2 separate regions of the Homo sapiens genome follow, and region 1 is linked to region 2. The links are chromatin contacts, found by Hi-C or POLR2A ChIA-PET in ENCODE. All regions are on one chromosome and are shown on one strand. The core of a region is the stretch at or near the end of the contact, and the rest is flanking DNA. Distances in the headings are between cores, read along the strand shown. Region 1 overlaps AFTPH (aftiphilin). Region 2 has its middle 9.6 kb from the start of LINC00309.

The links. Hi-C counts contacts between places; a loop is a spot of excess contacts on that map. ChIA-PET counts read pairs that join two places held with the same protein, here RNA polymerase II (POLR2A). Pooled maps may share reads with other maps.
Region 1: a pooled map shows a loop between it and region 2 (4-fold over the local background). The contact joins two enhancer-like sites. A Hi-C loop is called at or near these places in 3 of 37 single-sample maps with no recorded cell type and 4 of 50 pooled maps. POLR2A ChIA-PET finds 5 or more read pairs at or near these places in 1 of 52 experiments (activated T-cell).

What each region holds. Positions count from the first base shown.
Region 1 is chr2:64,541,738-64,548,443 of GRCh38, reverse strand. The region is part of intron 1 of AFTPH (aftiphilin); the gene reads right to left. The region is part of intron 6 of LOC105374773 (a long non-coding RNA gene); the gene reads left to right. Among named protein-coding and RNA genes, the nearest start is that of MIR4434, 20 kb to the right of the region's middle. Within about 2 kb of position 5,288, at least 2 of the 41 ENCODE cell types and tissues checked have a DNase peak (open chromatin) inside an H3K27ac peak, as active enhancers do.
Region 2 is chr2:64,211,696-64,218,375 of GRCh38, reverse strand. No RefSeq gene overlaps it. Among named protein-coding and RNA genes, the nearest start is that of LINC00309, 9.6 kb to the right of the region's middle. Within about 2 kb of position 3,900, at least 15 of the 41 ENCODE cell types and tissues checked have a DNase peak (open chromatin) inside an H3K27ac peak, as active enhancers do.

The DNA of each region.
Region 1 (6,706 bases), core at 4,039-6,538, 330 kb before region 2:
TTCTAAAGTTTTTTTTTTTTTTTTTTTTTTTTTTTTCTTTTTTTGAGACGGAGTCTCGCTCTGTCGCCCAGGCCTGACTGCGGACTGCAGTGGCGCAATCTCGGCTCACTGCAAGCTCCGCTTCCCGGGTTCACGCCATTCTCCTGCCTCAGCCTCCCGAGTAGCTGGGACTACAGGCGCCCGCCACCGCGCCCGGCTAATTTTTTGTATTTTTAGTAGAGACGGGGTTTCACCTTGTTAGCCAGGATGGTCTCGATCTCCTGACCTCATGATCCACCCGCCTCGGCCTCCCAAAGTGCTGGGATTACAGGCGTGAGCCACCGCGCCCGGCCCTTTTTCTAAAGTTTAAAAGCAGCCGGGCGCAGTGGCTCACACCTGTAATCCCAGCACTTTGGGGGGCTGAGGAGGGTGAATTACTTGAGCCCAGGAGTTCGATCAAGACCAGCCTTGGGCAACATGATGTAACCCTGTCTTTACAAAAAAAACAAAATATTAGCCAGGCATGGTGGCATGCACCTGTAGTCCAGCTACTTGGGAGGCTAAGGTGGGAGGATTGCTTGGGTCCAGGAAGTCAAGGCTGCAGTGAGCTGTGATCACACCACTGTACTACTCCAGCCTGGGTGACAGAGTGAGACCCTGTCTCAAAAACATTAAATAAAAATAAAATTTAAAAGCATTAATAAAGATAGTGACATGTCAAAAGAATACAAAAGCTACCTTGAAAGGGCTGCTACTAACTAAATCAGGAACAATTTGAGCACTGAAATAAAGATAATAATGGATTATAACCCAATAAATAAAATAATAAACTGAGTCCTCACAGATATAAACATGTAAGTAAATAAACTGCAAGTTAGATGAGGAACTGGATATTTGCATAGTTTCAAAGTACTTCCCCACAATATACTTAATTACAAAGGGAAAAAGTATAAGTTTACAGTGTGAAGCCTGACACTACCTTAATCAGGTGATCAACATGAACATTATCAGTAATGGGAACACTGAAATCATGCACCACCTGATGAGATGCAATGAGAATACAGGATCACTTCTGGGATATCCTGTCAAAAATACAACACCTGACTTCAGGAGGAAATTTCAGGGAAATTCAAACTGAGAGACAGCCTACAAAATTACTGGCCTGTAATCTTCAAAAGTATCAAGCTCATGAAAGTCAAGGAAAGACTGAAAACCTGTTTCAGATTGAAGAAGAAGAATAAAGAGACATGAGAAGTAAACGCAGCACTTGGTCTCCTTCCTATAAAGGTTGCTACTGGGATGATTGTGAGTCATCTACTTTAACAGAGTCCAAAAGATTCACTATAGCAGCAATGTATCAAGGTTAATTTCTTGATTGTGATGGTAGTATGTATGTATGTATGTATGTATTTTTTTGAGACAGAGTCTAGCTCTGTCGCCCAGGCTGGAGTGCAGTGGCACGATCTCGGCTCACTGCAAGCTCCGCCTCCCGGGTTCACGCCATTCTCCTGCCTCAGCCTCCCAAGCAGCTGGGACTACAGGGGCCTGCCACCACGCCTGGCTAATTTTTTTTTTTTTTTGGATTTTTTTTTTTAGTAGAGACGGGGTTTCACTGTGTTAGCCAGGATGGTCTCGATCTCCTGACCTCGTGATCTGCCCGCCTTGGCCTCCCAAAGTGCTGGGATCACAGGCGTGAGCCACCATGCCCAGCCTTGTGATGGTAGTACTGTAGTCATGCATGAGAATGTCCTTGGTTGTAGGAGATACACACTAAACTATTTGGTAGTGATGGGGCATCAGGCTGGCAGTCTTAAATTGTCCCAGAAAAAAAATTTATTTGTATTGACATTGCAACTTTTTATGTTTGTGATTGTTTCAAAATGGAAAAAAAAAAGCATTCAAAGAGATTTATATGCCTACATTTAAATATGTGTATTTTAGAATAAATGTGTTACTTATACAATTCTAGCTAAGTAAACACTGTTAAAATCTGATATTGGAGTCCTTAATTAAATTCCTCACCCAATTTAGACTTTGGCATATATTAGACAATTTGAATAATCCTTTACTTGAAGCCTCAAATTTGACAGTATTAAACTGCTTTATGCCCCGTTTGCTAGAGACTGTTCCTTAGTTTTACATGCTCATAACACCTTTTAAAAAACTGTGGTAAAATAGACATAATATAAAATTTACCATGACAATGTTGGTACATTACTGTTAACATTATTGTTCGCAGACTTTGTTAAATTGTTACCATTAAAAAAAAAAGGGCTGGGTGCAGTGGCTCACGCCTGTAATCCCAGCGCTTTGGGAGGCCGAGGTGGGAGGATCACTTGAGGTCAGGAGTTTGAGACCAGCCTGGCCAACATGGTGAAACCCCATCTCTACTAAAAATACAAAAATTAGCCAGGCGTGGTGGCGGGTGCCTGTAATCCCAGCTACTTGGGAGGATGAAGCAGGAGAATTGCTTGAACCCGGGAGGCAGAGGTTGCAGTGAGACGAGATCGTGCCACTGCACTCCAGTCTGGGTGACAGAGTGAGACTCCATCCCATTAAAAAAACAAAACGAAACAAAACAAAAAAAAACTTGCGTTTGTGTTTGTGTATAGTTCTGCTCAATTTTATCCTCTATTCAGATTTGTGTAACTACCACCACTATCAAGACACAGAACTGCCCCCACTCCACCTCCATCCCTGTCCCCTTGCAACCACTAATCTGTTCTCCATCGCCACAATTTTGTCCTTTGAAAGGATATTATGTATGCAACCCTTTGAGGCTGAATTTTTTTCACTCAGTGTAATGTCCTCGAGGTCCATTCTGGTTGCTGCCTGTAACAATAGGTCAGGTCTTTTTTTTTTTTTTTTTTTTTTTTTTTTTTTTTTTTTTTTTTACTGCTGGTGGCATTCCATTGTACAGATATACCAGTTTGTTTAACTGTTCACCTGCTGAAGGACATTTTGGTTGTTTCCAGTATCTTACTATTATAAACTGCATATGTATAGTGTGTGTGTACATACATAAACACTAATAGTATAAACAGTATATACATAATAATAGTATATATAAATAGTATGTATAATAAGGATGCTAGGAACTTCCATATACAGGTTTTTGTGGGCATGTAAGTTTTCATTTATCTAGGATAAATGCTCAAGAGTGTGACTGCTGGGTATCATGGTAAGTACATGTTTAGTTATGTAAAAAACTGCCAAACTCTTTTCCAGAGTAGCTGTACCATTTTACATGCTCATAATACCTTACTTTCAAAGAACTATGTGTGATGGCTTTTTTTTCCTAGCCTAATCTGTGATTAACCTATTGCTTTTTTCCAAAACTTTTACTCTTTAAAAATGAAATAATTTATTGGTTCACAACCTATTCCAAACTCAGACATTAATGCAAATACAAAGATCTGAATCAGAAACTCTGTAACCAAAGCAACAACTCCGCAAGTTTTTCTTCCTGTCATACCTTTGCAAGGTACTCTATTTTCCATTATAGGTGAGACAGGCTTTATTGGCCTTCTAGAGTAAAAACATTTTCATATTTCTCAAAAAGGGGTCACCAATTGATGGCGAGAACTTGCGCTGCTGCATGATCCCCTGCAGCAGGTATTGGCTCTGACCCAACTTACCCTTTAGAAACCTAAGAGAGTGCCACTGCTTCTAAGTGTCCTTGAACCAATCAGTGTAGGGGAGACTCAAAACTTTCCAGAAAATTCCTGTGTCTAGGCCAACTCTACTTAAAAGAAGTTTCATGTTAATTGAAGTATTACTTGTATAATGAATTTACAAATAAAGTTTCATTTCTATAATCCACTTTAACACATAAAATATGGGCTTTAAATAGCTGTTCCTGCTCAACAGGGGAAAAAAAGGATAGATAAGCTACTTTAGTACTGTGTCTGGCACACAACAAACAGAACAAATGTTTCTTCATCCTTCGTAATGGACTACTTTCTCCATCCACACCACAAGGAGTCCCAAATAGTCATCTAATTTCTTTATAACCTGTACAAACAAGCAAGCATGTGTGTGTGTGCATGCATGTGTGTAACTTGCCATTTTTATGTCTACTTATTCTAAGACCTGTTAGAGGGGAGCAAATAAATAATGCCGCTATTGTCTTGCAAGCCACTGTATACAAAAACAGTTGACAGGAGGGTCTCATAATTGGGTAGCAAACAGGATATCCTAGTAGTCAGAGCATAGAGATAGAGAATTTGGGTGGGCTTCCTGTACTTTGGAGATTTATCTATGAGAAATCACATCCTTATCAGGAGATTAGGGGACAATATAGGTGAATAAAAATAATTAATAGAAGTGCAAACTGAAGCCGACTTTCAGGGCTACGAACCAGGAAAATCAGAGGGTTTTGGGTTTGGGAATTCTGGCATAGAAGGTCCAATATAAAGGGGTCAGGGAAACAGTTTAGAAGCCCAATAGCAGTCAGCAATGGAACCTAAGCCCCAAGCCAGATTAGTAGCCAGGATGGCAGGGCATACAACAGGTGAAGGTGATTCTGTATTAATCTTCCACCAAAAGAGAAGCTGCACTTGCTTATGGAATTCTAACCTCTAGTCTGAAATGGTCATGGAAAAGAAGAGATGATGAGTCTGTAAGTTGTAAGCTCTGGGGTCAAAAGGCAAGATGGGCTTGAGAAGGCAGAAGGAAGGAATGGGGCCAACAACTGTCTGAGACTATTTGGCCATTTAAAAATAGTTTCTCAAGAAAAACAAAGTTGGAGGACTTAAACTACCTGATATCAAGACTTGCTTTAAAGTCACATGGTCTTGTGATAAAGATGCCACTGCAGTGTGGTGGGGAAAGGATAGACTCTTCAACAAATGATGCTGGATTAACTGGATAACCACACAGGCAGGAAAAAAAATATCTGATTCTAACATCTTATACAGAAATAAGCTCCAGATAGTTCATGGGCCTACATGTGAAAGGTGAAGCAATCAGCCTTCCAGAAGATAACAGAAGAGATTATTTGTATGACCTTAGGAAAGGCATAAATGTTTTAAACAAGAAACAGAAACACTGATTACAGAAAAGATTGATATATTGGACTGCATTAAAATTTAAAACTTCTCTTCATCAAAAGAATACCATAGAGTGAAAAACCAAGAAAGCCATTGCCTGGGAGAAGATATGTGCAAAACATGTAACTGTCAAAGAACTCATATCCAGAATATGGAAAGAATTCCTACAAGTCAATGTGGAACAATCCAACAGAAAAATGGCCAAAATATTTGAACAGGTATTTCACAAGACAGGATATCCAAATAGCCAACAGCATATAAAAAGTCATCAGGGAAAAATGTACATTAAAACAACAATAAAATACCACTATACATCTACCAGAATGACTAAAATTAAAATTATTCTCTCCACAGCCACTTTTGGTAAGGATGTGGAGAAACTGTGATTCCCACACTTTACTGGTGGAAGTATAAACTGGTACAGATATTCGGAAAACTGTTTGATAATATGTACTAAAACTATACCAGACCTTCAGTACCTGGCACATTCTGTGCACTAAGTAAATGATCAACTACCATTATATTTTAACTTTCACCAACTCTGTGGCTAAAATAATAACCTATCTGTAACAAAACCTAAGTCAATGTTTGCTTAGTTGGCACAAACATTCATATGACTCTATATTTTAAAAGGTCACTGAAAGAATAAGTCACTTAAGAAAAATATGCATAACCACACTAAAGATACATGAAGTTGACTTTATTGCCAGTTTTTCTAACCAATCCCTAGAAAATATAAAACTTGACTTATATAACTATATAATTTCATAGGCTTGGGGGCATGGGGGCGGGGGGATGCTGATAACAAACTAAATCTGAAGCCCAAGGTTGAAGGACTGAGATCATAACCTCTAAACAAGCTCAAGGGTCCAGTGACCAGTCTGTTAAAAGATGGAAGTTTTGAAGTGAAATAGAAAAATGCAACCCGGAAGTTCTCACTGGTATCTTGAAGTAAACTGCCTGTAGCTCCTATTTGGTTAGATGAACAACCACAAGAATTTAGAAGGTGCTTGGTTGGGATGGAAAAGATTCATCACATGTGGGAAATATATAGGGTATTCCCTACGTATTCCTCTAAGGAATAGTTAATCCCTGGTACCCTCCTACCCCCAACATCCACACACAGTATCATGCACCCTAAAGGTCCATGGGCTCACATTTGAGGGGGGTGGAGTGTCTCTAAGTAAGAGGCCCTCTAGCAATCTTTCCAGAATCAAACATCGAGAGTTCTTTCCAGACAAGTTAAAAACATACAGCACACACTGCTCAACTGGGAGAAACTCCCATCCTTTACAGGGTACCAGCCCAGCTGTATCAATGTGTACATCATCTTTCAAGGACAGATAAACTGACCTAGATTATACAACCCAGCTTCACTCTAAACTTATTTTTATAGGGACCAGGATGGAGGGTGAAGGAAAAGATATTGTAGAAAGAAGGATGGTGATAAAAGGGAGAAGAAAAACAACTGTATCTGAAATATGCTAATGACTTCAATAGTATCAATGACATTAGCAAAGTATATTTAATGGATGACAAAAAATAATCACCATCTTTTTACCACAATATGTCTGAGGTTTATAATTAGTCACTTGGGTGAGTGAAGGAAAAAACAAAAAAGAAAAACCGTATTTTCTTTAGAAAAATGAATGAAAATGTCACGTAAGCATTAACAA
Region 2 (6,680 bases), core at 2,651-5,150:
ACTCTGTTGCCCAGGCTGGAGTGCAGTGACACAATCATGGCTCACTGTAGCCTCCAACTCCTGTGCTCAAGTGATCCTCGTGTGTCAGCCTCCTGAAAAGCTGGGACTACAGGTGTGTACCATCATGCCTAGGTAATTAAAAAAAATTTTTTTTTTGTAGAGATGGGGTTTCACTGTGTTGTTCAGGCTGGTCTCAAACTCCTGGCCTTAAGTCATCTTTCCACCTCAGCCTCCCAGAGTTCTGGGATCATAGGTGTGAGCCACCACACCTGGCCCAGATACCCGTTTTTAAAAAGAATCAGTAATGCCATCCTGGCCTTGAAATTACTGAACTAAAGAAATGGAGAACCCAAAAGAAGAAAGATATAAAACTGATCAGCATTTTAACCAAAAAAATAAGTGAAATGATTAAAGTAGTACCCAAAAAGAAAATCTAAAAAGAACAGGGAAGGATGCCTTTGTTTAAAAATAACAGAAATAAACTCTGACTAGTTTAACTAACAAAGAGGACTTGTTGGAGGGATAACAGCAGAGTGATATTTAGCTGATTCACCCCAGCATGGTTATCCTACATGTTTATGGTTGGTTGGTGTTTATGCTCTACTCTTTGTTAAATATCTTGCCCAGCAGCCGTGAACACTGGAGTTCCTCATATACTCTAAGAGCTAGATGCAGCCGGACCCCGAAAATGAGCAAGAACCAGTGTATCGTATCTGCTAGTTTTGGCAACAAGTCATGAAAACTCAGACTTAAACTGGCTTATAACACGGGTTGGCAAATGATAGCCTGTAGATTAGCTACTTGTTTTACTGGGACACATTCACATCCATTCATATATGTATTGTCTAGTACTGCTTTAGAGCAAAACAGAGGACTTGACTAGTTGTGACAAAGACCTTACGGCCAGCAATCTTAAAATATTTACTCTCTGGCCCTTACAGATAAAGTTTGGCGACCCCTGGCTTCTATAATGGGTCATTTACTATCTAATATATTGGCTTGAGTGCCAAGGTGGACTCAAAACTGCCATCAGAGGTCCAGGCTTTTTAGAATTCTTGCTGCCATCTTCAGTGTTGCCCTCAAACAAGCATGGTCACGTTCATGATGGCAAGAAAGCTGACAATGGCAATCAGAACTATGCACTTCCTTGTTCACGTCCAGCATAAGACTAATTTCTCCCCTAGGAATGGAATACAAATCTTCAATCAGATGATTGGGCCAATTTAGGTCACATGTCCATCACTGGATCAATACAGTTGCCAGGGCATTGCCATGCACATAGTGTCTTGGACCAGTCTGCAACCCTCTCTAAGGATGGATGGATCCAGAAAAACATCAACATTAAGAAATGAAGAGTGGGCCGGGCATGGTGGCTCACACCTGGAATCCCAGCACTTTGGGAGGCTGAGACAGGCAGATCACTTGAGACCAGGAGTTTGAGATCAGCCTGGCCAACATGGTGAAACCCCGTCTCTACTAAAAATACAAAAATTAGCTGGGTATGGTGGTGCACATTTGTAATCTCAGCTACTTGGGAGGCTGAGGAAGGAGAGTGGCTTGAACCTGGGAGGCAGAGGTTGCAGTGAGCCGAGAGCATGCCATTGCATTCCAGCCTGGGTGACAGAGCGAGACTCTGCCTCAAAAAAGAAATGAAGAGTGATTGTTAAGTTAAGTGAGCAACAGTTCCCACACAACCAGGCACTGGAGGACTATGGAGGAACCTAGGAATGGTTTCTCTCTTCTGTCTCTAAATCTTTGCTTCTCTCTTCGACTCTGATTCATTTTTTTTTTTTATATCACAACCTGGTTTCTGCTACTTCTCCCAACATGGTGGCAAATACAGCTACCAATAGCTCAGATATTTACTATTACAGTCTTACGGCTCAAAAAAACTAAGCTCTCTTTTTCTCCGTCTTATTTTCAAGTACCTGGGGAAAGATTTTGACTGGCCCAGCCAGGGTCAAGATTATCCTTTAACCAAAAATGGGGTCATGTTCTTGAGTTTGGAAACTCCCACTATAACCACCTAGACACTAGTACAGAGTCAGTTAATTCTGAAAAAGAGTGTTGGCAGATAAGCCAATAGGTGTCTGCTACAGTATGTTGGTTTCTTCATGTCAGATAAAATCTATCTTTTCCATTATTCGTGATTGTATACATTAAGATTATTTTTCATTTTGAGAAACATAGACACAAAAGAACAGTCATTTAAACAAGACAGTTTATCTTTCATACAAAGCTGCAGAGGTAGACAAGCTTATTACATTTCTGTCCACTCATCTGCACTGTTACCCTTGTCTTCATGGTCCAAGATGGCAGCCAGAGCTCCTGCTTGCATGTCCATATTGGAGGCAACAGGACAGAGAAGTTGCCATATACTTCCATTAGTACTTTGCAAGGGAAATTGGAAAACAGCTGCTTTTTTTTTTTCTGAACAGCTACATGCCTAGCTTAAAACTCAGGGGTTCGGCCGGGCACAGTGGCTCACGCCTGTAATCCCAGCACTTTGGGAGGCCGAGGCGGGCAGATCACGAGGTCAGGAGATCGAGACCATCCTGGCTAACATGGTGAAACCCCATCCCTACTAAAAATACAAAAAATTAGCTGGGCCTGGTGGCGGGCACCTGTAGTCCCAGCTACTCAGGAGGCTGAGGCAGGAGAATGGCGTGAACCCAGGAGGCGGAGCTTGCAGTGAACCGAGATAGCGCCACTGCACTCCAGCCTGGGCGACAGAGCGAGACTCCGTCTCGACAAAAAAAAAGAAAAAAATCAGGGGTTCTATCACTATGGAAGAAAAGAACACATATTAGGGGACCAATAGCAGTCTCTGCATTTTGATTGTTCATTTTTAGAATACATAAGGCTCTTAAGCTAGAATAGTTTCTTATTTATTTTTAATTGACAAAAATTGTGTATATTTATGGGGTACAATGTGATTGTTTGATCTATGAATACATTGTAGAAAGAGTCAATCAAGCTAATTAACATATCCATCACCTCATCAACTTACCAATTTTTTTGTGGTGAGGATGTTAGAAAGCTATTCTTTTAGCAATTTTGAAATATACAATACATTGCACTGAATGGTGACCACAGTTAAAAGAGTTTCTTTTTAATACAGAAAGAAAAAGAGTAGTCATCATCAAGTAACAGAGTTTAAAAATACAACTCATGTTTTATACCCACATAATTGAAATTGAAATACATTAAAGTAACAGAAAAAATATACAAAACACTGCCATTGTTTACTTATGTCATGTGTGGCCTTCAAATAAAGGCAATTTTGTGTCATAGTGAGGAGCTATCTGCCAGACAGTGACAACCAGTTCATGTCACTTTTGACAAAACTCTGTGTAAATTCTGTAGGTTTGTGGTATAAAAGGAGACAGATTAACATTCCTTTAATTCAGTCTCAGTCTTAGAAACATGAAATGCTGAAAAGTTATTTTTTAAGCCCAGGAATCTTCTCCCACCCATTAAGCTATCAAAATGGAAATGTCCAAAATGACCAGGTGTGTTTGCTCAACGAAAAAAAAAAGTGTTTCAGTTCTGCTTACTGCAATGACAGCTTGTAAAGCCTTCATCAAAGGAGGCTTTACAAGTTACAAAGCAAGCCTTTGTAACTTGCTTTTTCAAATTATGATTAATGGGCCTACTCTTTTCACAGCCAGTTTCCGATGGAAAGAAGATTCAAGTAATATTCTCCATGCTACTGTGGTCTGTTCTTAGTGGTGACTACTACAAGCCTGACTCAGTCAATTTAGATTTAGAAAAAATAATAAAGCTCCAGTCTCATGCCTGTGAATGAATGGGGAGTAGAGAAAGGGATTTTTTTTAGTACCTGAAAAGTTCCAGCAAAACTAAGCTTCATTGCTGAGGGTGTGTCAGCTGTTCAGGGCAACACCCTTCCTGCAGTTCGGGAGTACAAGAGCACAGACGTCAAGTATTATTTGGTGACAAGAATAGAACATTATTCTGAGCAAAAAAGTGTTATTCAAATTCTACCAAAGCACACAGATGCTGTGACATGGTAATTATTCTAAGAGTGATTAATTTAGAAATTACCTAACCTTTTTGGTTTCTATTTTCGATGACATTTGTAATCTAAATGAGCAACAAACCTGTGCCTCTCCAGCTTTTACATCAAACTCCAAACCTGATTTCCACTTTTATTTTAGGATCAGCAACTCATTTATTAGCGTCAGTCTGTATCTCAGAGATATAAGGCCATTCTAGGGCCAGGTGATCTGCAGACAAGGAATGGAGAAGTAAGAGAAATTACTGCTATCGTTTTCGAGCAAAGCAGGAGAGTAACACATCACCATTTGACTGTCCCCTTCCTCTCCCGTGCTGCCCCTAGAGATCTGAGCAGAAGAGGAGGTCATAGAATGGCTGATCTTTGCTGAGGGTTGGGACTTTGGCCTCTTCTTGTGAATCAACAAAATAATCAATCCAGCATTGGTTGTACTTAATTAAGTTTTAGATCCTCAGCAGATCTGCTTATTAATCCATTCTTTTGCAATAATTTTTCTAGCATCTGCCTCTACTGGGCTCTGTGTTAAACTACGGGTATACACAGAATCATCAGAAAGGGGCCCCATTCTCAAAGAACTTACCATCCAGTGATACTGGTATTAGTTTCAGTTATAGGAATAAGCAGCATGCATTTAGGAAATGACTGACAGGAAATATGTACAAATGATCATAATGGTTAGATGAAATTATGGGTAATTTTTAAAACTTCCCCAAATTCCTACAATGTTATCATATTCCTATAATTATATTCATCTAATGGTTTGAATTTAAAAATACAACAGTAATCTCAAGCCCTAGTATTGAAATTGAGTGATGAATTTTTATTTCTTCAAATAAAACTACTTTAAGTAATATAACCTCCATTATAAATTGTAAAAGTTACTTTTTATAAACAGACGTCAACTATTTAATCATAACACAGATTCTATCTATCATAGCATAACACAGTTATTACAGCAAATCCACTTAAGTCTTCCTGGGACAAGGGAAAAGGGCATAGGTGAAAACCACAGAATAAAATATCTTGGACTATTTTAGGCCTTCCAATGAGGGCAGTGAGATGAATGGCCCTTTTTAACCTCTATACAAACCATGTTGTCATTTACCATGCACCTATGATGTAGTGGCTAGGCTTACCAGAAAACACTCTTAAGCAGCCTCAGAAATGTTGAGTCATTCGTACATGTAATCTACCTCATAATACTGAGAAAAGTACTTGAAATGTCTCAAAAAGAGAAGCATTAGTACAAACTTGTAACAGCTACAGTGGTCATCAGACCCGGACCAACTGTAGTCAATGGTTTTACCCACAAGCCAACTTGTGAGTCAGAATCCCACTTGTTTTCAGCTGAAAACACAGGTGATAGGAATTCAAGCCCTCTACCCAGTGCTATGAACACTGTGAGTACTCTCCAGATGGGAGCTATGGGTATTGTCCTTCAAAGATACAGAATAAATGTTGAGGTGTCGTTTTGACCATGAAACCTGATCAGTTCTATGCTTTAGCTACATGCCTTTCTGATGCCTTCAGAGTACAAATACCCAGATGGTTTGAGTATTTAAAAGGAGGCTTATCAAAAAAAAAAAAAAAAAAAAAAAGAAGGGTTGAAAAGAAAAGGCACTTATTGAGTTCTTCAAAAACAACAGTTGAAGTGAATAAACTGTCATGGGTGCTTTTAATATGTAAATTTGCAAAGTCATATGCTTATTTCTGTTATCAGGAAGTAAGTGAAAAAATTCCTTTTAAATTCACTGAATCAACACAGATATGATGTGTTTTGTTTTGTTTTTTTTTGGGGGGAGTGCGGTTTTTTTGACACAAGTTCTTGCTGTTGCTCAGGCTGGAGTACAGTGACACAATCATAGTTCCCTCTAACCACAAACTCCTGGGCTTAAGCAATCCTACCACCTCAGCCTCTCAAGTAGCTAAGACTACAATGCTATGCCACAAAGCCCAGCTAACTTTTGTATTTTAATTTATTTTATTTTAATTTAATTTTATTTTTTGGTAGAGATGAGGTCTCACTATGTTGCCCAGGCTGGTCTCAAATTCCTGGACTCAAGCAATCTTCCTGTCTCGGGCTCCCAAAGCACAGGGATTATAGGCATGAGCCCGCATGCTGGGCCCACAGATATGATTTTTATAGACTTTTCTCATTTTTGTCGTTCCTGTCTCTGAAGTTCTGAACTTTCATTTATTCAAGCATATTTACTGATTTCCTACCATGTGGCAGACATTGATCTGGTGCTTAGAATACATCAGTGAACAACAACAACAAAAGATCTCTGTCTTTATAGAGGTTACATTCTAGGTAGAAGACATAAAACAAACTATAAACACAATAAGTAAGTAATTTCAGTAGGATATTACATGCGATAAATGCTTTGGGAAAAGGAAATGTTAGACCAGGGTAAGGCATCAGGAGTGCCAGCTGTGGAGAGGGAAGGCAAGTTCAGTTTCAGCTAGGCAGCAGGGGAGGCCTTGCTGAGAAGGTGAGAACTGAGTGAACAGGTGATGAGGATGAGGGGTGGGTCATGTGCTGTGGGGGAAAGTATCCCCGTCTGAGGGAACAGACATAGCTGGGGCATTTGAGGAACAGACATAGCTGGAGTGTTTGAGGAACAGTCAGGAGACCAGTGTGGCT